2 separate regions of the Homo sapiens genome follow, and region 1 is linked to region 2. Evidence: chromatin loops called from intact Hi-C (ENCODE). Cell type or tissue: sigmoid colon. All regions are shown on one strand. Links, peaks and the distances in the headings refer to the core of each region. The heading gives the core; the rest is flanking DNA.

Region 1 (12,732 bases), core at 2,566-10,565, 960 kb before region 2:
TACCATGTGGTCGAGAAGGCTGCACTCAGATGAGGAACAAGTGTTTGAAGCACACTGGCACCTTTTTGTACTAGAGGTCCCTAATGAGGGATAGCATCTTAATAAACCTATATAGGGTTACAGGAAATCTTGTTATATCACGATGGGGTCTTTTGATTGTGACTGAAACAGACCAATTTCATATAGATTCCCTGCTAGAAACAATTGCAAATGTTCAGCAAATACCCTCATGCAAATAACCACCAGGCCAAATCTCATTACAACAAATCCAGTTTATAAAAAGCAAAAAGCAACAACCTAAACTATCCCTAATGGCACTAAAACGTCCTCCAGTCTTATTTGCTGCTTAATTGATTTAAAAAAGGAACTAATGCAATAAAAATAATAGTTTGTGCAATCCTTTGAAATCTTATACAATGCCATTAGACCTATTCCTGGAAACAAACAGAGTCAACTCATAATCAGGGTTAGGAGATGCTAATCAAAGAAGGTTCTCAGGGGGAGGTGATTTTTTCCTTCCTTCCTTCCTCCCTTTCCTTCCTTCCTTCCTTCCTTCCTTCCTTCCTTCCTTCCTTCCTTCCTTCCTCCTTCCCTCCTTTCCTCCTTCTTTCTCTTTCTCTCTCTCTCTTTCTTTCCTTTCCTTTTTTTCTTCTTTCTTTCTTTTAAGGCAGGGAGGAAAATTGAGGCTGGGAAAATTGTCTATGTGCAAAGGTAGAAATAATGCAAGTCATGGTGGAACCAGAGGACAGCAATCTGAGGGGAAAGAGAAAAGCTGGCAGAGTTAAAGCATCTCCGCCTGAGGGTTAGTTCCTAGCTGAGAAATACGAATGATATTTGAGGAAGAGCAGTTCTTACTCCAGTAAGGATTTACCGAACACTCAAGAAACTAGCCTTCAAATGATTTTCCATGGCCTCTACAGCTTAAAATAGATCCCAGGCCCCCTGAATGTCCTAGCTAAAATGGTTTCTTTTGGCATCATTCACAAGGAGTTAAAACCATCTTGCAGATATTGGCACATAGAACCCAATTCTCTTTCTCTCGCTGTTTACTCCTGATATGGTTTGACTCTGTGTCCCCACCCAAATCTCACCTTAATTTGTAATTCTCACGCATTGAGGGAGGGACCTGTAATCCCCAGTGTCGAGGGAGGGAGGTGATTGGATCATGGGGTGGTTTCCCCCATGCTGTTCTCATGATAGTGAGTGACTGCTCACGAGATCTGATGGTTTTGTTTGTTTGCTAGTGTGTGTGGTTTTTTTTTTTTTGAGACAGAGTCTTACTCTGTTGCCCAGGCTGGAGTGCAGTGCACCATCTCAGCTCACTGCAACTTCTGCCTCCCAGGTTCAAGCAATTCTCCTGCCTCAGCCTCCCTAGTAGCTGGAATTACAGGCACCCGCCATCACGCCTGGCTAATTTTTGTATTTTTAGTAGAGATAGTATTTTGCCATGTTGATCAGACTGGTCTCAAACTCCTGAACTCAGGCAATCCACCTGTCTCGGCCTCCTAAAGTGCTAGGATTACAGGCGTGAGCCACCATGCCCAGCTAATCTGATAGTTTTATAGGGTGCTCTTCCCCTTTGCTTTCTCTTCTCTCTCTGCCACCTTGTAAAGAAGGTGTCTGCTTCCCCTTCCGCCATGACTGTAAGTTTCCTGAGGCTTCCCCAGACTTGCAGAGTCAATTAGATCTCTTTCCTTTATAAGTTACCCAGTCTCTGGGAAGTTCTTTATAGCAGTGTGAGAATGGACTAATACAACCCCACAATAGGTCTGCCGTGTGGTTGTAACCATGCATTTAGATGAGTCCAACTTGGCTTCCTGCCCTGGAAGTGATCTCTGTCTTCCCATCTCCTTTTTCTTTTTTTCAGTGAGAAACAGACCCATAGTGCAGGCAGGACTGTTCCGAGGATGGGATAGTTGGGGGGTTAGGGGCATATGTGAGGGGGGACGTGTAACTGGACCACATCTGGGCAGTGGGGTTGACAGCAGAGCTTCCCAGTATCTGTGTCTCCCAGGCATTAATGTGACAATCATAAGTTTTAGGAAGCTGAGTTGTCTTCTATGCCAGAAGTCAAGAGAGTCTATGAACAATGACAGAAGCAGATTGGAACCCTAGGCAGGCAGATTTGTGAGGTCAAAGCCAGCAGGGGTCTGTACTGAAGACAATAGGTGTGAGACTTGAAGACACCCACCCCCAGAACCCCAAATGGGGAGTGGGAACAGCAGGCAACCTCCTCAGCTGTGGACAGCCACCTTGCCCAAGGTCACACCCTCCCTTAGAGGAACCCACATCCCATGATTGAGCGAGGCTGGAGGATGAAGCCCTGGCCATTTTGCCTCAACAGGGGACAACTCTGACAGGCCACATTCATCTAGAGCTCTGTGCCATATTGGCAGTCTTCTCCCTCTGCCCAATCCCAAATTCTTCCTTCATTCCACATGTGTGGATCCCCTATAAACATCTTGCAGCCCAAACTCCATCACAGCAGCAGCTTCCAGAAAACTCCACCTATACTGGCAGGAAAGGACTCTGAACATGATGCCCAGAGTGGGACGGAGAAAGGTTTGTAGACAACAGGTGCCAGTTTGGCAGCAGCAGAATTAAGAAATCTACGGGCATCTGCTGGGCAGTAAAGCAGGCAGGATTCTGGATGGAGCCTGGAAGTCAGGGAAAGGCGTGGGTCATCAGGAGAGGGGTGACGATCCTTTGTGGAAGTCCCCGGATTATCCCAGCGTGCTCCCTGGTAGGGCAATATGTTCGGGCTGCTATAGCAAAGTACCATAGACTGGGTGGCTTATAAACAGTCATTTACTTCTCACAGCTCTGGACGTGGGAAGTTCAAGGTCAAGGTGCCAGCAGACTTTGTATCTGGTGTCTGGTGAGGGTCTGGCTCACAGCCTGCACCTTTTTGCTGCGTGCTCACGTGGTAGAAGGAGTGAGGGGTCTCTCAGGCCTCTTTGATAAGGACACTAATCCCATTCATGAGAGCCCCACCCTCATGACCTAATCCCATCCCAAAGGTCTCACCTCCTAATGCCATCACCTTGAGGGTGAGGATTTCAGTATGTGAACTGTGGGGGACATGAACACTAAGGCTATAATATGCAGGATGTCATGTTAGGGACTGGGCAACTTGGTACTAACAGATGGGAGAGCAGACAGATAAATTCATCTGGCTAGAAAGAGGGACGATCAAAGAACTCAAAGTAGACTCTGAAGTTGTCCCGAAAATTCCCTTCCTTCTTAAGCCAAAGCATCTTATGGCAGGTACCCTACCTGTTGTTTGCATGTAGAAGATGCTTTCTTAGTAACTGCAGCATAAATGCATGAACAAATAAGTGTTGAAGAGTCCCTGCAGCCCGACCCAGAGAGCAGTGGAGGTTGGCACAGCCCAGACCCTGGGGGAATGTGGATACTGGCTGCTGTGAGCATTGTCCAGGGCTGTTGAAGAATTAAATTTGTTCAGGTTCACCCAGTCTTGTCTATGGTTCTGAATACCTTTCAGCATTCAGGCCACAAAGTGATGGCTGACAGGCACAATTCCAGCCCATTTGCATATATGTAAAGTTATTTGACTTGGTACTGATTTCTTTGCTTGTCAGGCATTTCCCTCTTACATTTGGCATGCCATGTCAAATTCTACATTCTTTTCATCAATCTGCTCTTACAACCTACTCCACCAACTGTCCCGCAAATGAATTTCAGGAACAATGGCCAACAGTGCATTAGAGAGTCTTTGTAGAGGGATAGCTGTCTTGAGCACCTTTCATCCACAGGGACATCTTGTGTCTCTATCTTGCTGGAAGGGAAGATGTATTTTTAGGTTTTAAGGAAGAAAAATAACTATATCAAGGACAAAGTTATGAAATTTATAGGTCTTAGCACCCATTGATCATTACCCAAGCTAAGGATTAATTCCTCATGAAAGCTAAACTCATCAATTTTATTTGGATGTTTCCATTTTGAAATTCCCTTAACCATAATTTAAAGGGGATAGTGAACATTTTGGAGACCTGGAGAAAGTATCTCACATAAAATCTGATTAGCTCAGTTTATGTCCTATGAAACTTTCTGGTGAAGACAGGTGAAAGGGTTCTTTAATTTGCCATTTCTTATATAAATACATTTATGAGTTCTGAAGGGAAAATTCTTTAGAGTGTAAAGTACAGTTCGTTATGCTATTTCTGTGTGGCGGCTTTCACATCCTACGAGGGCTTTGAGCTTTTTTTTTTAAATATGGCTTTCATCCTTCAGGTCTCAATCCTGTAGGCACATGCCAAGCCAGCCTACTTCATTAGATAAATCTGACTTCTTGGTCTTCCTCTTGGCTGGGTTAGGGGTTGGGCATCAGAAAATGTAGGGTCTTTAGTGAAAAATGGGACACCTCACAAACTCAGTGCGGGTACGTTATTGATGACCAGAACCAAGGGTGTCAAGTTGAGTGAGAGAGTCTGATGAGTTACCATGTCCTACCAGTCTCTACTGCCAGTGAGAGGGGGCCAACCATAATTGTTCTGGGAGAATGATGACTTGGGGCTGGTGAGACTTTGGTTTATAATCCAATGAATGGTGAAACTGTTTACACACCTCTGGTTATTTCACCATTTGAACACTCTGACTACCAATCTTGCTATCCTAAGAATATATCATTGGACATTCTTTCTTGATAACTGTCTTCCTAGTCAGAAAAGATTATTTCTCCTGAGTCATAAATTAGTATGAATGCCCAGTGAGGATAATTATAATAACGATAATGAAAACAATAGCAACCATTCATCTGTGCCAGGCACTGTGCAAAGATACTTTATAGCCATACAAATAGCTCTGCCATTTAAATTTCCCAATAATTTTGGGACAGAGACCTCACTATCCTCACCGACAAATGAGCAAACTAGGGCCCAGAGAAACGGTGCTATTGCTGGATAGCTACAAAGTGTAAGAGCCCCCAGGTCTGTGTGACCCCCAAAGCCCATGCTTGTAACCACCATGCTGAGCTCTGCCAGAAGTACGACTGGTGCTCTGGGGTACCTGAGGCTGATTGTACCACAATGGCCCATCAATCCCATTATTGCCAGCATGTCTCCTGGTGCACATATGCAAAAAATTCTCTAGAGCTGGAAGAGCTTGGCTGTACAGAATGTGTGTTATCAGCTTCATAGACATTACCTAGATGTTCATTATGTATTACATATTGATTTAATACACACTAGTTATTATTAAATTTCAATTAATTAGTTATTCATTATTAATTAGTTGTTAAATATTAAATAGTGATTGTGCCAATTCAAAAATTTTCCACTTTCTCCACATCCTTGTTTTCATCTGGATCTGTTATTGCCAGATTTTTTTAATGAATGATATGTTGGGAGCTGAATACTGTCTCATCAAGATTTTGATCTGCATTTCCTTCATTCCTCATAAATCGTGCAATATACTGGCCATTTGGGCTCTCTCTTCTACGAATTGCCTGCTTGTGCTTTTTTCTCTTGTGTTCTATTGGGTTATTTGCCTTTAAAAAATAGATTTCTAGGAAATCTTTATATAGCCTGGATACTAAGATTTCATTGGACATTTGTGCTGCAAATATCTTCTGCTGACACTGTTTAAGGTGACTTTTACAAAAGTTGTATACAGGATAATTGTATACATCCGTTATTGCTTTTTTCTAGGCATTTTTGCATCCTATTTATAGATAGTCTCCTTTTTTGTTGTAAACTTCTAAGTTTGGGTTTTCAAACTGAGGCCTATATTACATTTGAGATATATTATTATTATTCTGTACTTTGACGTATGATCTAAATTTATTTTTGCACAGAAGAATAATCAGTTTCTCCAGTACCACTTATCCTGAGTGAGGGCCTTCTGCTCTGATTTAAAATATCCATCTCTCCTATATCAAGTTTCCATGCATATGTGGGTTTGTTTCTGAGCTTTGTCTATTCTTGTGCCAATACTGATTTAATTAACGTATCTTTATAAGCAAGTCATGCTTCTTAATTCTTGTTCAAATGAATTTTGTTATTCTTAGTTATATAGATTTTAGCCTCAGCATGTCAATAATCTACTAAAAAACGAATTTGTTGTCTGATGAATTAAATTCACTGATCTTTCAGTGTTTAAGGATTTGAGCACATCGTATAGTGGGTTTCACTCACCAGGTGAATTCATTCATTAATACAATTCATCTGCAGCTCACCCAAGCTGGCTTAAAGCTGACCATTGACTACATTTTTAACCCTCATTGCGTGTTTAATTAAATACATGTCAGGATTTTAGTTAATTTGATTAGTAAACTGAATCTGAGGTCTATGGGTCAGAAGATAGTTGGGCTTTGTAATTGTAGATAAGAATCACATGAAATCATATGAAGAAGAAAGTCATCTCTGCTTAGAATACAGCCGTCCCGATGCATTTTACAAAAGAAGCCACCAGAGGGCAGAATGAGCACGAGAGTCCCACTGGCTTTCCTGGGCAGAGGACGACAGAAGCCCTCATCAGTTCTGACCACCGCACGTTCAGTGTATTGAGCTGGGACAAACGTTTTTTGGGAGAGATGTTTTTCAGCTGCTTCTCAGGATGACGTTTGCTGCTGGTCTTGTCTCAGTTGAAGTATTTTCCCCCAGCACACCGAAAGAGGAGCTCACTTCCTGATTGTTGCAATCAAACCTTTGACTTTTGTCACAAGTAAATGCTGTTTAATGAAATTTAAAAAGGAAAAATAAACAAGCAAACAACACTCCAACCACGTAGCAGGATCTCAAACACTTCAGTGCAAAGCCAGGTGACTCACCAAATGATATAAGGTCATACTTCCAACTGGGCTATTTTCTAGCTGGCAACACTATTTCGTTTCTACTGATAAAAGATCCTATTTATTGGAGGGCAAGTTGATGGGTGGGTATTTCATGGCCACGGAAGTTATTTGGTGACAACCTGTCCACTTTTGCTTATATTGCCAACGCAAACAGCATGATCTTCTGGAGTACTGATTTGTTCACAAATAGAAAGGACATCACATTTTGTAATTCTCTTTGCCAAGGGAAACAAACCAAGGTATAATGTAGTTGTTCCTGTCAGGCTAGGTAGAAGAAAGGAGGAGCTGAACCTTCTGTGGGCGCATGCCTTCCATTCAGCATGTTTTGTGGAATGCGTGTTAGGCATTCTCCCTAGTTCGAGATGCCTTGGAGGCCACTGTCCTGTCTTGATTTAACTGAACCTCATTGAAAGAGATCCCTTCACACTGGGGAAGTCGTTCAGAACAGTAAAAGATAAGATCCTTCACATAAAAAAAAAAGTTTGAGTTTGACTACATCCGCAGTAGCTGTGATTATGACTTCTGTTATTTAGTTCAAAACTTATTACAGGGTTTCTTTGGTTCCCCATGAAATTCTTCCATCTTTATTTTCATGGCAAACAGTAGCTCAGATGTCCCCTCCTCTGGGATGCCTCCCTAGATGTCACCAAGCAACATCAGCTACTCTTTCTCTCAGAGGCTCTTACTCTTGTCACTGGCATGGCCAAAAAGTGTTTGAATGTTCATGCCAAGGCTACTGAGAACAGACAGCACGGGTCCCAGACACCAGCACAGATTTGGGCACATGGCATAACTCACCAGTGTTTGCAGAATTAAAGTGAGGGTCTATCCTCTCTTCCCAGGCCCTAAACAGAATCTTTGGAAAACACCACCAAGCTTTCATGTAACCATCTCGGTGTAACCCAGCAGGCTGCTTTGATGCGAGGAGCTTCAGCCACATGGCTCTGCTCTGCCGACATTTGGGTGTGTGTTCTCCAGAGCTCTGTAATATCTGAAAACTGATTTACCCTAGCTTAAATCCAAGGCTTTGACACTTCAAAAAGTTGAATTTTTCTTATTCAACATAATAAATGGCTTTCCTGTGCCTAGGAGTTTATGGTTTATGTCCTGGGAGGGAAAGAAAGGGTAATAAAAAGAATATGGCCTTCTGGGTCAGTCAATAGGTACTCAAATATTTGCTGTCAATTTGAGTCAATGATTCACAGAGTTGAAAATATTAAATACACTACAAATAATTCATGCATTGAGTGCCTTGCTAAGTGATTGACAGCTATGCTAAGTGCTTGCTTTAAAGTTTTATCTTCTTTAATCTTTAAAACTCTTTGAGGTAGATAATCTAGTTAGTCCCATTTTACAGATAGGAAAACTGAAGTTCAGAGAGTTTAAGTAAGTCTCCTGATGCCACACAGCTTGTAAGTGTCTGAGCCATGATTTGAACCCTGCCATTTTGACTCCAGCAGAGTTCCTGCACATGGAATGCATTAGATAAATAATAGATGTGCTCCCCTTCCTGTTCCTGCTGCAATGGCCTCCTAAAGCCTTTGTAAAAAATAATACTGTTATGGACTACTCAGGTTTAAAAAATGTGATATATATTTCTATTTAGCTCCTGCCCCTTCTGATCTTTCTCTAGTAATGTCTGGGAGCTACTGTATTCGATGAAAACAGAACTCCACGTCTCCAAGGCTACAGGCCTCCTGAAATGGAGAAGAGACCCCAAGCAAAGTGGTCTTTCCAGGAGACATCAAGTGCGGTCATCACAGTGACTCTCCTCTCATCTCCTCCTCACAGCATTGGACTTGCCTTTAAGATCTCCAGTTTAGAACAGCTTCAGCTGGGGGATGGCAATGGGGAATGGGATGGAAGCCAGAATTTGCTCTCCTAAATCTGGCCCGAGCGATAGAAGGCATCTTTGGCCTGAAGAAGTGTAATACAAAGAAAATCCTAATTGCTACAGCTAAGTAATTAGAAGATCCAACCTATATATCATAGTGTGGCCACCCCTTTAATTATGTGCACAGTTCGGTCGGTGACTAATGCATCTTCTTTCCTAGATGAGCGTATTTAATATCCTGTGATGGCAACAAGTTTCAAGCTGATTTATCGTTATTTTGTTTGGTCAGATGATTTTCCTGCATTTTAATGTGTTTTGTGGTTACATATTTGCTATGAACAAACAATGCTTTTCCCAGGTAGTACGCTCTAAAATGCTGGCTGCACGATTTGTTTACTATTCTTTTAGGCCTCTGAGAAATCAAAAAACATTATGTACTTATTTTTGAGTAGCTGCACTAAAATCTTAAACAGTCTCCTTAGAGCCCTTCTTTCTCTGGCAGTATGTACACACGCAATAAAATATTTGAAAAATTATCAATTTCTTTGAGTCTCATTCTGACACCTGGATAGGAAGTTTTGATATGAAACTCTAATAACCATATGACCAGCAGCATCCACTAACCGTGAGATGGTATCTGACTTCAAAGGTGCTAAGGACAACACATTCTAGAATGCACATGGTATTACATTAGACATGCCACTGAAATTTTAAAAAGTAGTAATAATAATAAACAGAACATTTTAAACATACACTCTAAAGGCTTATGCTCAGATCCAGTGAAGTGGTGGAAAGACTCCAGGCATTGGAATCAGACAGACTTGGGTTCAAATCCCAACTCTGTCTCTCATTAGCTGGGTGGTGCAAGGTGACTTTGTTTAACTTCACTGGAACTAAATTCCAGTAAAAAAGGAATCAGCTTACCTTCTTTGCACAGTGTCTCTGAGGATGAGAGACTTTGCCTAATGAGGCCCCCAGCCTGGTACCTGGGATACAGTGGGTGCTCAGTGAGTGCTAGCTCCTATTGTAATTGTAACCCGAATACATTTGGGCCTTCCTGCTCACAGAATCCAAAAGAAACACGAATCAATTTTGAAAGCCCTGGTGGTAATGTGTACATCCTTGAAGCACTCTTTCTTGAAAGGCAATAGAGGGGAAATTGCACACACACACACACACACACACACACACACACACACACACACACGCAGCCAAACTTCTAAAATAGCCTCTATTCCTCTCTCTCTGAAGTACCCCAAATTATTTTTCTCCCTTTTTAATTTCAAAACTCCAGCCCCACACCAGTTCCCCAAAGCCTCTCTTGTCCCTTTGGCTCCCTTCTCCCCACCCCCCTCAGGGGCTGTTTTCCAGCCAAAACTCAGCCCTCCCTGGCACAGAGAGAGTCTCCTGCTCTCAGCCCTGCGACTCCATCCCTGGCCTCATCTCAGCAAAAGCAAGACAAGGGGCTGAGCAGAAGAAAGCCTTCCTCTTTAGAAGGAGAGAAGAGAGAGGCCAGAAAGTCTCATGCCCTGTATGTGAGAGGAAACACTCTCAGGTTATGTTCAACAGAAATTATTTTAAAAAGCAAGCTACGCGATTAGAGTGTATGCTCTTTTTTGGGTTGTTGAAGAGAAGTGAATGATCGGAAAGTAAAAGAAAATAGTAGACCAGGGAAGAAGGTGAGAATGACAATAGAAGGGTTAGGGGGCTGCAAAGGGGAGGAGAGAAGAGAGGGATACATTATGGGGAGGCCTGAGAGTCACTGGCCGCCTGGGAGCCGATGGCTGTGTCTTCTGCTTCCATAGCAAATTGCTGACTTGTCCGGAACATTTATCACTTTCTCAGCGCTTTTATGTGGATTGATTTATTTTCACAACAAATTTATTTCTGTGTGTTGATTTGTTCTCACACTCACCCCAGGAGGTAGGAACTTTAGTATCCCCACCCTACAGATGAGTCCACTGAGGCAGAGCCGATCTCAGTGACTTGTCTGAGATCCCAAAGCCAGAACCCAAAGTCAGGCAGCCTGGCCCCAGGGCCCACATTCTTAACTGCAGTGTTATCCAGCAACCCAGGTCACAAAGAAAGAAACACAGGAACGACTTCAACACTGCAGATTAGCCTGCACCACCCGAAGCCTTTTAGGAGAAAAGAAAGGAGGCCCGTGGCTGTGCAACTTGTTCCCCAGAGGCCAAAACTGTTCTGGAACGTGATTGGTCCTTGGTAAACATCTGGGGACAGACAGACAAGTGTGTCCAGTGGGACGGGAATGAATTTTAGCATGAGAGGAGAAGGGTAGGGATCTCTCTGCCACCATGCAATGGAGAATTTTCACCATGCAATGCAGAATTTTCAACATGAAACCCTACTATTGGCCTATTTAAAATTCTACTACGAAAATGACAGAGTTTTCAATAGGAAACCCTACTATACTGGATAGGCCATAGTAGGGATTTGGGTTGAAAAGTAACCAACCAGCCAGAAAGACACAAAGCTAGCAAACGTTTCATGGTGGTTTGGGGTAAGTGGAAGTTGCTTTTTTTTGTTTTTCCTTTTAAAAATATGTCCTGAAAGCATAAGGGATATTTCTTTAGAATAACCCCCCTTATGAATTACACGAATATCCCAACATCAAAGTATGTGAGGAGAAGCATCAGGCGTGGCACCTGGCATACGAACAACATCTCCCAGCAGGACATTGCAAAGAAAACAGCAGAGGATGTCCAGATACTTTAGTTTTGATTTTGTTTTAAAGGAGCTTATAAAGGATAAGGAGGACTTTTCTAAGGTTCTGGTGTAGGGGCCCAGTTTAAACAAATGCCATTGAAATCCAGTAATAGAAACCCTAAATCAGTTGTAGCCTCAGGGGACCTCTTTGCCCCTGTGGACTTCAGAATTGTCACTGTGCTTCTTGATGGAACTCGAAATAAAAGCAGAGGTCCATTGCAGAAGGTCCATTTTAAAAAAGATTTTTGTGTGTGGTTTTTCCTACCCAGTGCTAGGTTTGGGATTAGCATCCAAAAATGAAGGTTATTTCTTTCTATCCAGCTCTAATTCTGAATCTGTCAAGGGATACTCGTCCCATTTAGTGCTGAGAATTTCACAGGCGGTAAACAGCATCTGGGCATCACTTACCTCCTTTGATGTTGAACACAATTTACAATGAAAGCTTTGGGAGACATTTAAAACCATGCAAGGTCCTAAATCATTAAAGGAATGTGGTGCTAGACTTTAAAAATGATAATTGAATGCATTCAACAATAAAGCTGCCAAATCTTAGTGGCCTGTTTGCTAGAGGCTCTTTTGGAGAAACTGAGCTAGATTTAACAAAAAAAAAGCACATGGTAGAACTTCTCAAATAAGAAATTGTTGTTACTTGAATTAAACACAGATTGAGGCAGGTAAAAATAAAAAGAAAAATAGATGCGCTAATAACATCCAAATTACCAAACAATCAGAATGTAATCATACTGGACACCTTTTGGAGTGTGACCCAATTATCCTTCTACTTCTCTGAGTCCCTGTAACTGTCTGGCCCATAAATCTATCACCTCTTTTCCATAGGCCAAATGCAGCTTGGTTTGCTTGGGACATTCCTAATTTATGTCTTTTATCCTGATGTAAATAAAAAAAATTTTATTATAGAAAACTTCGAAAATGTATAAAAATATACACAATAGAATAATAAGACTCTGTGCATCCTCATTTCTTCTCCTGTACTATTTTTGTTTGTTGGGTTTTTTTTTGTTTGTTTGTTTTGTTTTTTTTGAGACAGGGTCTCACTCTGTCACCCAGTCTGGAGTGCAGTGGCATGATCATAGCTCACTACAGCCTCGATCACCTGGGCTCAAGTGATCCTCCTGCCTTGGCCTCTCAAAGTGCTGAGATGTGCCACTACGTTTGGGCTTCCTGTACTGTTTTTAAACAAATCCCAGGCATCATAATTATAAGAGATAAGACCATAAGAGAAAGCATAACCATAATACTATCATCACACTGAAGATTATGAAAAATAATTTTGTAATATAATGAAATATCAAGTGCTTAAAATGTAACTTTTCTCATAAATGTTATAAATGTGATC
Region 2 (12,732 bases), core at 1,512-9,511:
AATGTGCCAAGCAGAGCTTGGGAGTCGGGGAGGGAACCATGAGTACTCAAATCAGGACACGTGGAGTCTGCGTCTGTGCCTTCTGTTGAATCTGGGGGTGTCAGGTTGGCAGAGACTCTGGAGATCCACTGCCCCACTTCTTTAGTTTTCCGAACAGGTGAAGAAACTGAGCATCAGAGAGAGGAAGTGACCATTCATCAGCTGTAGCTAGGTCTAGCTTGATTTTATCCAGAGAGAAGCACAGAAAGGTCAATCTGTGTCAGTTCTAGGATCTTGAGGTGTTTTTAGCATCTCGACATGAAGTGTCTCCTTCAGTCCTAGGCCCTGTCCACCCTTCTAAGTGGCTCACATGAAAATAACTCAAGACCTTACTCCCAGATGGAAAGAGTGGGGCAAGTCAGGGGGACCTCAGCAGCAGCCATCAGTGCTGAGGCACATGTCAAGCCCATGGCTCCTGGCCGCTGGAGGACTGCTGAACCCACCAGCTCCCAAGAGCAGAGTCAGTGCTGACCGGACACCACCTGAGGTTCTGGGTGGACAGTGGAGGGCCCATGTCCTCCAGAGGGCAGGCAGACAGAAGGGAGAGAGGCCATTGCCAGGGATGGGGGTGCAGAGCCGGGAAAGCCCAAACCCGAGGGCACTCGCCATTCCCAAACCTTGATTTGAGCCTGAAGTGGCCACGAGGCCTGACTCAGGTTGGCAGAGGCATCACAGGGCCGTTCCCTAAACTCCAGAACCACAGCCGGGCCTGCGCCTCTCCACCTGCTGGGAGCCTGCTCCAGACCCTGGGCTCCTCCCAGCCTGCCCGCCCAGGCCCCTGGCCCTGCCCCCATCCTCAACCCCTGGCCGCCCCCTCCACTCTTCCTTCCTTTTCTCACTCACTCTTTTTCTTCTTAAAGTTAATTGCAACTTTTTTTCTCAGCGCCTTGATCTGGATAAGCCACATCTCATTAGAAAAAGATTTAGCTGGAGCCAAAGCAGGCTAGAGAAGGAATCCCTAATCAACAGAGAAAAGATTTGGGTGTAATTGCTCTCTCCCGCCATTCTCACTCCCTCCCTCCTCCAATCTTTTTCTGCTCATTAATCTGAAAAGAAAGTTGCATTCTAATGTCTTGGTGTTCAAGTATCTGCCGCTGCATCAAACCAATTGAAGCACTTTGGGGCTTTTGAAGGGGGGTCTGTAAGGAGAGCTTTGGCTGTCGGGGTGCATGGGGGTAAAATATTTTGGTTGTTGGGGACTGTGTATGATGCACTTTGGTTGAAGGAGTAAAGCTGTTTGGGTGTGCATGTGGGTGTGTGTGCGAAGTGTTTTGGGTGTTGGAGTATGTGTGTGGACCCTTTGGTTGGGGTGTGTATGTGTGTAAAGCTCTGTGCGTGTGTATATTAAGTGCTTTGCTTATTGGGCAGATGTGTGAAGCCCTTCTGATTTCTGGGTTGCATGTGTAAAGTACTTTGGTCATTGGGTGCATGTGTGTAAAGGTTGTTGTGGTGTGTGGAGTGCTTGGTTGTTGGGGTGGGCGTTGTGCGTTTGTAGGTGTAAAGGGCTTTTGGGATTGGATGTGGATAGGTGAAGTGGCTCATTTGTTAGTATGTGGGTATGAAGTGGTTTGGTTGTTGAGGGTTGCATGTGTAGTCCTTAGGTTGTGTGTGTGTGTGCATGCGTGCACGTGTGAGAGAGAAATGCTGTGGTGCTGTGTTTGCTGGGTGCTTTCCTCTCGCCCAAGTTAAACCCTGACAGATGCTTAAGTGGTGATACATGGAAAACGAATTTCGGAGCAAACCAACTTCCCAGGCAGGGACCCTGGATCCTCTAACACCCAGCAATGAAATGGTACAGCATTTTCAGGCTCTCTCTTCAGAACTGGGAAATTTTTTACAATGACCATTTATCATTGGTGGGGGTAGGGAAGGATATTTGAATTAGTTTTTTTTTTTACTGAAAAAATTAATTCACGTTCAAAATGAAAAAAAAAAAGCAGGAATACATACTCCTGGTAAAATGGGAATATTACAAGGGGCTAGAGAATGAAAAGTCAAGCTCTCTCGCACCGCTGTCCCCGGCTCCCCTTCCCAGTCACCCATTACCAGTAACTTTTGTGCCATCCCAAACACAGGTCACACATCCATGCTCCACGTTGGCCTATATTGTACACTATTCTGCACTTTGCTTTTTTCACTTCAGAGTACATCTCGGAGATTGTTCTCTATCAGCATAGATTTTATTCATATTGTATTTTTTAACTATAACATTGATTGGGGAAAAAAAGATGCCTCTATTCTGGACAAGCCAAAGTACTGGGAACCAGGTCTCTCCCTGTAAAATATAATAATGATACCCTGGTCTGATGCTGAGTCTCCTGTTTATTGCCTCATTTATTCCTCAGAAAACCCGGAGAAGGAGTTACCACCCCACTCATAGAGGAGGACACCAATGCAGAGAGAGGTTGGGTCACTCACCAAAGCCACACAGGATGTGGCAGAGCTGGAATGTGAACAAAGGCAGGCTGAATGCAGAGCTCTTGCCATCAACCTCTGCCTTCCAGAAAAAATAAAAAGGATGGAACTGCCTGGGAGCTGGGAGTGACGGGAGAGTTAGAGGGGCCTCTGCCACCCCCAGACCCACTGGAGAGCCCAGAGCCCTGTGTCTGAGCTACCCCACCTGCATTTGTCACTCTCCATGAGCCCCAGTGACCACTGCTGTCAGGAGAACCCAAGCAGACGCTGGCTCCCATCTCCCAGCCCAGGCCCCTGAGGGTGAAGCATGGTTTGAGCCTTTTCATGTTTCTCTGAGCACTGCCCATGCACAATTGCCCCCCTTACACCTGCTTATTATCAAATATAAGTCGCGGTCGCGGAGGTGGGGCACTCCTGTAATGAGGGTGTTTCCACTGAGGCCACAGAGTTGAGCTGGGTGCGGCAAGGTGAGGCTCTAAGCTGGCAAGCAAAGACAACATTCCACAGTGACCAGAGCCCTGAGCCCCAGGTTGCCACAATACCAAGCCCATCCTGAGGGAGGATGCGATCTCTCCACCTCCCCCATCGCCCCATATCCTCTGCATTCCTCTCTCTCACCGTATCTCAGTCTGCTGTGCAGTTGTTAAGAACACTTCCACCACATCAAGGACAAAATGGACGTGAATATTTGCAGAGAATGGGAAAGACCTGTCTGTGGTGTTGGAGGAAACCTATCCGGGAAGGGAAGGTTTTCAAAGGCAGCCCAGAGGCCTGCTGATGACAGGGGAGTACTGGGGACTTATTAGGCCAAGAAGAAGGCCATCTCTGTTCCGTTAGGGTCCCAAATGATGACCCTCTACAGACAAGGTGTAGATACAAAGATCCTCCTAAAGCACAGAGCTACGTGCTCAAAATGCTACGGAGGCCGAAAACAGTCCTGTCCCACAGGGCAGCCCCTTGCCACGTGGCCAATCCAAATTGAGATGTGCTGTAAGTGCAAAACACACACCCCATCTTGAAAACTTCATGTGAAAATGAAACAAAGTATCCCATGAACAACTGGATATTGACTAGATGTTGAAATGATGGTATTTGGAAGCTATTGCATTCAATGAAACAATTTATGAAAATTAATCATGGCGTGTGCTTTGGTTCGCCCTTTACCTTTTTTTTTTTTTTTTTTTTTTGATGTGGCTATTAGAAAATTTAAAATTACGTATGTGGCTACCATTACATTTGCATGGGACAGCACTGGCTTAGAATCTAGCCTTTCATGAATATATACCACTACCTCCATTTTACCAATGAACAAACCAGCTTGACCAAAGTCACCAGCTAATAACCACAGAAACCAGAATTCACATTATGAGAGGCCAGTGATTCCAGCTGAACAGTCTGCTAGTTGATAAAACTCCTAAAATAAGAGAGGTGGTGTTATTTTCACAAGCTCTTATGCAAAAGTGTTCAGTGCCAGCAAGGACTGAAGCAAATGAGGAATCTGAGGAAAGCAAACTAAAAGCCTGTGACTGGCCGGGCATGGTGGCTCACACCTGTAATCCCAGCGCTTTGGGAGGTCGAGGTGAGAAGATCACTTGAGCTCAGGAGTTCGAGACCAGCCTGGGCAACAGAGCAAGACAACACGGTGATGCACATGCCTATAGTTCCAGCTACTGGGGGTGGGGAGTGCTGAGGAGGGAGGATTGCTTGAGTCCAGGGGTTCGAGGCTGCAGTGAGCTATGGTCGTATCACTGCACTCCAGCCTGGGCAACAGAGAGAGACCCTGTCTCTAAATAAACAAAGAAATAAATAATAAAAGCCTGTGCTTGACCTCCTGACATTGGTTGGGAATGTTAAAGGCGCACTGGGTTGCTCTTTCTGAACAGGGACTGGGCAGGCTTCTGTGTAAACTTGGCCAGTCCCTTCCCCTCTCTGGGCCTCAGCTCCCCCATCTGTCAACACGGAGCGGTGGACTAGATGTTCTCTGAGGTCTATCAGGTCACCAGGGCACAACTCACAGATTCCTCCCCTCCAGGGGTGAGGGTGAGCTTCGGAGCACCGAACTGGGTCCTTGGGCTAGTGACAACCTCTCTTGTGTCATCTGTGAGTTGGGGATGAGAAGAGGGTGAACTTCAGAACTCTGCACTGAGAATGAATGAGATAGTGCAGGTAAACGTATCCAGCACATGCCTGGTACACAGGAAGCACTCAATAAATGCTAGCTCTTGTAGTCACTGTGGTAGTTACTAGGTTGATCAGCTGGCATGGATTGTTCTGGGCCTGTAGACTCAGATTCTCAAGCAATTTCTGCCTCAGAGCCTCCTGCTAAACGGACACACTTAAACGCTGAATTTGATGGAAGGCAGGTTCACCTTGCACTTGGCTTTTAAAGGGCTCCTTACCACTGCAACTCAATTCCATGACTGGATGGATAACAGAAGCACCCGGGAGGAGGGCAGCTTGGCAGGAGCCCACAGGAAGATTCAAGGTTTCATAACAAAGCATCTTCTGGTGTGTCAAGAGTAAGACTAGGCCGGGCGTGGTGGCTCACGCCTGTAATCCCAACACTTTGGGAGGCCAAGGCGGGTGGATCACCTGAGGTCAGCAGTTCAAGACCAGCCTGGCCAACATGGTGAAACCCCCTCTCTACTAAAAATACAAAAAATTAGCTGAGTGTGGTGGCAGGCGCCTATAATCCCAGCTACTCAGGAGGCTGAGGCAGGAGAATCGCTTGAACCCGGGAGGCAGAGGTTGCAGTGAGCCAACATCAGACCACTGCACTCCAGCCTGGGCAGCAAGAGCAAAACTCAAAAAAGTCTCAAAAAAAAAAAAAGTAAGACTAGAAACGTCCACGACCCCAGCGGTGTGTTAGGGGCTCACCTTTTTCCCTGAGTAGTTGTCCAATGTCACTTTTCCATCTGCAGGAGTGACGCCAATCCGTGGCCACAGGCTTTCTTCTGCCCCTTTTCCCCACCGTGGGAGGACTCTGACCTTTCTTCTCAACAGCTGTTTACATTTTTTTACCCCTGAATTGTGGGTAAACAGTCTCCCGTATTAGATAAAGGCTTTATCAGCTCACCGGCTCATCCCCTCCACACAACCTCCAGTGCAAGTCTGCGTCAGGAGTAAGCCAAACGCGATGAGTCTCCAAGCTCCTTATCTTGCACTTAATTGGAAGAACCTTGAGTTCAAAGTGTAGGCGCCCAGCTGTCTCTGGCGTGCGTCGGCTGCCACCTGCTGGAAAATCCTGGTATGGCGTGGTCTCCTCGGCCGACAGGCTCGCTCGCTGGGGGAAGAGGTTCATTCACTCAGCCAAGAGATATTTCTGGAGCAGGAAATATGTGTCAGCCAGAGTCCTAGGCACTTGGAATGATTTAGTGAACAAAACAGAGACCCGTATACCTGATTTTCTGGAGCTTATCATTTTTCAGAGGGTGACAGGCAATAGACAATATCACAAATACATGATACCATATGTTAGGAAGTGACCAATATGTGGGAAGTTTTTTTTTTTTAGTAGAACATGTAAGGGGGGGTTGAAGTGCTCGATGGGGAAAGGTGAGTTGTAAAGAGTTTTCAGGGTCAGCCTCATTGAGAAGGCTGAAGCTTTTTGAACAAAAGCTTGAAGGAAATGAGGGAAATTTCCATGGAGGAAGAGTGAGGCTGGCTGGGAGTGCAAAGGCCCTGGGGTAGGAATGCGCTCATGTCATTCAGAGAATACCAAGGAGGCCTGCGGTGCTGGGGGGAGAGGGCCACGAGGAAAGGTCATGGTACTGATCAGAAAGAGGGGAGGCCAGAAGGTGCAGGGTCTCATGGGCCACGTTTAAGGGCCATGACTATATTAGTCACCTTTGTCTGCCATAACAAAATACCAGGTATTGCTGTAACATTTAGTTCCTCCATAAGAGAAAACCTGGTGGGTGTGGTGGCTCACACCTGTAATCCCCTTTGGGAAGCCAAGGCAGTGGATCACTTGAGCTCAGGAGTTCGAGACCAGCCTGGCCAACATGGCAAAACCCCATCTCTATCAACAAAAAAAAAAAAGAAGAAGAAGAAGAAAGAAACATGACAAAATAATATAACTTCCGTTGGCTTTTTTTAGACATATAATTTCATTTACTAGATACATGAACCAATCCTAAAATATGTGTGTTGCCCCTGTATTACAGATAGGTAAACTGAGGTTCAGAGAGTTATTGTATCGCATGGGAAACTGGTAATTGAAACTAAGTCTGTCTAAGTGTGAAGTCTTAGCTCATTTTGTTAAGTCACCCCTACCTCCCTAGGTATGTGTATTCATCTCTGGATTTGATTTGCTAATATTGTGTTGAGGATTTTTGCATCTAAGTTCATGAGAGACACTGGTCTGTGATTTTCTTTTCTTGTGCAATCTTTATCTGGCTTTGGAATCAAGGTTAAACTAGCTTCATAAAATGAATTGGGAAGTATTCCCTTCTCTTCTAGTTTCTGAATAACATGGTGTAAAATTCGTGTTTTTTTTTTAAGAATTCTCCAGAAAAACCATCTCTGAAGCTTTTTAAATTACAAAGTCCATTTCTTTCATAGTTTTTGAGCTATTCAGATTGTCTGTTTCATCTGGGTTGGGTTTTGATAGGTTGCAGTATTTACAGAATTGGTCCGTTTCTTTTAAGTTGTTGAATTTATGAGCGTAAAGTTGTTCAAAGCATCTGCTCATCATATTTTTAGCAACTGCAGGATTTGTAGTGATATCCTCTGTCTCAACTCTGAGATTGTGGTAATATGTCTTCTCTCTTTTTATTTTTGTCAGTCTTGCTAGAGATGTATAAATTTTATTGGTTTTTTTTGAAGAACAATCTTTTTGTTTTATTGATTTTTCTCTATTATCTTCCTATTTTCAATCTATTTCTGCTCTTATTTTTATTTCCTTTCTTCTGCTTGCTTTGGGCATAATTTTCTTCTTATTTTTCTAGTTTTATGAAGTGAGAACTTTGATTATTGATTTCAGATGTTTCCTCTTCTAATGTTAGCATTTAGTATTATAAATTTTCCTCTCAGCACTGCTTTAGCTGCACCTTAGAGTTCTATGTGTTTTTAATTCCCTTTGAGACTCCTTCTTTGACCCATGAATTATTTAGAAGTATGCTGTTTAACTTCCAAGTGTTTGAAGATTTTCCCGTGGTCTTTCTGCCCTCTGAATTTTAGTAACTGTCTCTGATATTATTTCATCTCCATGAGAACAGGACTTTATTTATTCTATCGCTACATCACTGATGACGGGAACAGAACAATAGTATGCTCTCAATAAATAAGGATGAACGCATGATTGAAATAGTTTAAAAATCAAGACCCGGAAAACTGAAGCTTAAAAAGGAAGAGAAGGACATCAGAAAGTTGATGGTGATTATCAGTGGGTGGGAAAATATGGTTACCTTTTATTTTCTTCTTTTTATTTCATACTTTCCAAATTCTCTGCAATGAGCATGTCCTAGTTTTACCATCAGGAAAATGAATTATAATAGTGGAAGTTGCCATTGCTGATCATTTTCACCCTCTCCCTGGCAGGTCATATCAGAATGTGAGTTGCTAAAAAAACTGAAGATGACAGGACTTCAAAAGGGCCCTTAAGAAGGTCCCAGAGCTGAATTGACCCAGACCCCTCAGAAGACAGGGAAGGACCCTGCTAGCCACCCAACTTTTATAGGCTTGTAAGATTACTGCGACAATAACTTTCTCATTGAGACCATGCACATTTTCAGTCACAGGGTCATTTTCATGTTTCTCTTCTAGGCACACAAAAGTGCTTAGAGATCTCATGAATTAGTGTTTATCCCAGGATATCTGGTTTGGCATTGTAAATAAAACAACCACCTGCCTAAGTCCAGCCATCAAAATTACTTTGACAATTTACTCTGAGGAAGCAGTATTAGCATTTGCTTTCAGGGTTCATGATGTGCAAAAGATTACTTAAAAATAGGAGGGAACAGAGAAGAGATATCGTAGTTTTTTGATCTTGTTTTTTAAAAAAATATTGCCATCTCTTACATCTTTTGTCACAGTCTCTTCATGATTTTTCAAGGCAATTTCTTTGGGAAGCCAAGTGGCTGAGGCAATTTGATGATAACTCAGCCAACCTGCATCACTACCTAAACAGTTTTTAGGTATGGACAATTTCTGAAGATGAGTGAACATGCTTTTCTGCTTTTGAAAATAATCCTGAAAACTTGGTTTCAATTTTTTTCAACAAAGTGATTGCCCAGATCTGAAAATGTTTTTTTCACCCTTTTCTACTTTTGAGGTGAGGTGATTTCCTGTAAGGTCCAGGGATTTGGGAGGGGCTCAGGATAGGGCAATTTTATAACCTGATGCCTGGGGGTAGTACACAGTGCCATGCATGGGGATGTCCCACAAAAGGCAGGGAAGCAGGTGTGGCAGCGGCTATGTCCTCTTTGGAGCTGAGCCACAGAGGGCATCAGGATCAATGAGCAGATCTTTATCAATCTGTCTGAGTCTTAAAGAATAGCCAAGGACATGAGAATCTGGAAAACCATAACATAATTGAATTGGGGGAGAATTCGACTCTCCCCCAATGAAGAATCCACATCCCAGGCACAATTCATGTCAAACAACATAGGCTATGCTAAAACCAGCAAGACATGGGGTCTTGTAGTATAAACTAGTCTGTGTCTTACAAATCATTTGATTTCTATAATTCCTGGGTACTTGATTTGCTCATGTTTTTTCTGTTGCTGAGTTGACTGATTTGAACTACTATGTCAAAAGGCATAGATTTGTTTATTCGTTTAATTTTTATTGACACCCACTGTTCCATTTAATTCAAAATTATTCATTCCTCCATGGCTCCCTGGTAGAGACCAACCTCAGCCACTTTGGGAGACTGTTCACCAAATGTTTCTAGTTCTCTGCTTTCTGAGTGTGTGAGGCTTTTCCTTCCCTGACTGTGAAAGTTAGGCATGGCCACAAGCCCACTTTGGCCCATCAAATGTGTACAGAAGGGACACATTGGGCCAGTGAGTAATTCACTTCATACTCTCTCTTCTGTTGTACTGGGGATGTGTGTGTTGAGACGAAGCCATCATGGGTCCCAAACTATGACACCACTCCATGCTGACCCTTAATGGACAGGTAATGTGAACAAAAGAAAACATTTATTGTACAACGCTGCTGAGATCGGGTGCTTGTTACTTGCAACGTCACATGGCCTCTCCTCACTGATGAGCAAGCACACACACATGCACTTGTCCACATGTTTTGCATACACATTGTGCTGCTTGGGAAGGAGGCACTCTCTCTTTGCCACAACTCTCCCAGCTGATAATTCTCTTTTGTCCTGCCGTCGTGGGATTCCTGTGGCTAATTCACTGGATTTATTCATTTCTTGGTTGGTTTTCCATGTAGAAAGCCAAAGGAGACTTGGAACATATGTACCCCAGGGTGGTGGGTAAATCCAAGAGAGACACAATCTCTGTCTCTAAGGGCTTGCAAGCTGGCTTGGCAGAAGACAGATCCAGGCAATATATAATAGTGACAACCACAAATGGGTGCTCCAGAGCAAAATGACAAGATGTTTGCACGGCAGCAGTTTTAAGAAGGAATGCATCAGGCGGGGTGCAGAGGGAATGTAAGAGCAGCTCCAGTCCCAGGTGGCTCCTCTCAGCCTCTCCAGATCCACCCTTTGCCCCTCTCCATGCCGCTCTCTACCCCACGAGACTGGCCTGTCTGTCCTACAGTAATAGGCTGCACCCCCTCTGGCTCTGGGCTGGGTCTGGTCAATGGGGTCTCTGATAGACTAGGTCAGTGAAGCTGGCATATTTATTCCTCTGTCTCTGTTCTCACAGGGTCATCTCAGGCTGGCTGCATGCCTCAGCTGAAGATCCCAGCTCCTGTCAATGCCACCTCTCTGCTTGACTGTCTCCTTCCAGATTCGGTAACTCTCTCCTGTCTGCCCTTTAGGCCCAGGGATGGTAAGAGCCCTGAACTGAGATCCCAGCTCCAGGATATTGCACCAGCCCTTTCAGTTTCTGTATACCCTGCCCACACCTTAGTCAAGGCAGGTGTGGGCAGGATACACATTTATTTTAAGGGACTCCTTAAAGCATCCTAATTTGAGTGTGCATCTGTTTCCTGATAGCCCCTGACCATTAGATCTTGCTTTGGGGAGCCAGCAGTAAAAAGGAAATGAATGCTTTGTCTAATTATAGGGTCAGTTGGTAAAAGAGGTGGAAAGCTTTTAAAAATGATTCGTTCTTCATTATGAAATGAGTTATTAAATGGCTTTGCTTCTCCTAGAGTTAAAAAAAAAGGGTTGGAGGCCAAGTATTGGCCTCTTTGCACCTGTAATGAGCAAATGGGCTGTCCTGGAGCCTTTGTCTCCCAAAATCCTTCATCAATACTGAGGCACAGAGACCAGCCAGGATGTCACGTCACCACCGAGGCGCTCCCCCAATTCCCCCTTATCTGGCAAAGTTGATACCAGAATTCCAACCACTGTTTTTAACTTGAACCTGAGAACAGAACCTAATTTCCAGATGCTCAAGGAAAATTGTAACCTTTCTTTGGAGTTTCCTTATTTAGCATACAGCTGCTTGGAAAGGAGGCACTGTCCCATTGCCACAACTCTTCTAACTGGGAATTCTCTTTTTTCCTGCAGTGGGATTCCTGTGGCTAATTCACTGGATTTAGTCATTTCTTGGTTTTCCACGTGGAAAGCCAAGGGACACTTGAGTCTGGGAGTGCTCTAGGCCCTGTCCTCTGTTCCCAATCCCCAGGGACCCTAACTCCTTAGCTGTATCCAACTCTGGAGAGGTGCAGCCAGGAAGACGCTGGTACCTGGAGCCCCAGCATTTCCCAAAGCAGCTGGAAGACGCAGACACATGATTACAGCTGCTGGGACTGGATCTGGGGGGCAGGTCAGCTCAGGCATGCCAGGATATAAAGAGAGAGGAAGTGCAGATGGCAATTTGGAAGATTTAGGAGTTCTTGGGCTGTCATTGGATTTTATGTGTTGTCATTGACGTATGTGTGTATTCTCTCCAGAGCAGGTATGAGCTGGGAAGAATGAAGGCAGGGCATGCCCGTGTGCCAGCTCTGCACAGCTGGATAGCTGAGGAAAGATGTGGAGGAGAAGCCGGGGATTGTGTGGAAGTCTAAGGGTGTTGTTTGCCCTTTGGGTTCCAGAAGATGCATGCCAGGACCCTGGGTGGCACTGCCAGGAAGCAACAGAGAGGAGATAAAACTCACAGCAGACAGACTTGCCTTAACAACAACTCCCTTGAATTAAAACACGCTTTTCAAGAAAACAAATTATCAGTTCGATCAGCAAACAGCAGAGAAGTTTCTCTCATAATGGCAAAGAAGGGCCGGGTTGCTGACCAGTGAAAGAGCTTCAGAAAAGGAGAGGGGAGATGAGATGGCCAGAAGGAGCAAGAGCACCGTACATCCCTGGACAACCTCATTCTAATGGGTCAGGGGCTGGGACGTGCATTTTGGAGTGCAGGAGAAGTGGCAACTCACAAATGCTAGATTTTCTTCTAGAGATGACCAAGCTGTAGTTCTTAAAGCAGTGGCACTAGGGCAGAAAACTCTCACACTTTGATGTGCACACACAGCCCCTGGGGATCTTGTTGACATGTAGATTCTGATTCCGTAAGTCGGGCTGAGATTCTGCATTTCCAACAAGCTCCTAGATGAGGTCCATTTTGCTGGTCCATGAAACACACTTAGAATAAGTAGCAAGGTATAGGAGGATACTGACTTTGCTCAGTGATGCTTGGGCTTCCGTCCAAACTAAAATAAAACAAAAGCAGACATAAATGGCCCAATTCAACAGCCTGAGAAGTTTGGTGATAATGACCCAAGCCCTGGCCTGGTGACCAAGTGGCTGCTCAGAGAGCTCTATCTCCAAACTCCTTCCCTTCCTGCCTCCCCTCCAAGAGTGAGTAATGTGCCAGAGTTCATTGGGGTCTGCTGTCCCCAGGGAAAGGTGGCCCAGTTGCCAAGTGCAAGTGTATAGAACGGCTTACCTGTGCAAAGCTATCAGCCCTGGACCTATGGGCCTAGAAACATTACTTGCCACTCACTCACTCACTATCATTCATTCATTTCTGCAACAAACACTTCCTGAGCATATGCTATACACCAGGCCCTGAGCTCAGCTCTGGGGATACAGGATGAATGGCAGATTGTGCCATCAGGAAGCCGACTGCACAGTCAGCCCGCTGGAGCACATATGAAAAACAATACGGATGTTTTGATTTATTATCATATTGATCATTATGATGG

The links. A loop is a pair of places that touch in the nucleus more often than their neighbours do. Peaks named below come from ENCODE experiments on the same cell type or tissue, not always from the same donor. Only the 100,000 strongest peaks of a DNase experiment are listed, where the experiment ranks them.
Region 1: it touches region 2 in a loop (16-fold over the local background); 51 of 110 quality-filtered maps call a loop at or near these places.

The regions. Positions count from the first base shown.
Region 1 is chr10:118,453,485-118,466,216 of GRCh38, reverse strand. No RefSeq gene overlaps it. Among named protein-coding and RNA genes, the nearest start is that of LINC00867, 100 kb to the right of the region's middle. In sigmoid colon, for the core only: CTCF peaks have their summits at 6,224 and 6,426 (motif pointing right); a DNase peak (open chromatin) is centred at 6,456; H3K27ac peaks cover 960 bases; H3K27me3 peaks cover 1,161 bases.
Region 2 is chr10:117,489,667-117,502,398 of GRCh38, reverse strand. It overlaps EMX2OS. Among named protein-coding and RNA genes, the nearest start is that of EMX2, 47 kb to the left of the region's middle. In sigmoid colon, for the core only: a CTCF peak has its summit at 5,687 (motif pointing left); a DNase peak (open chromatin) is centred at 5,658.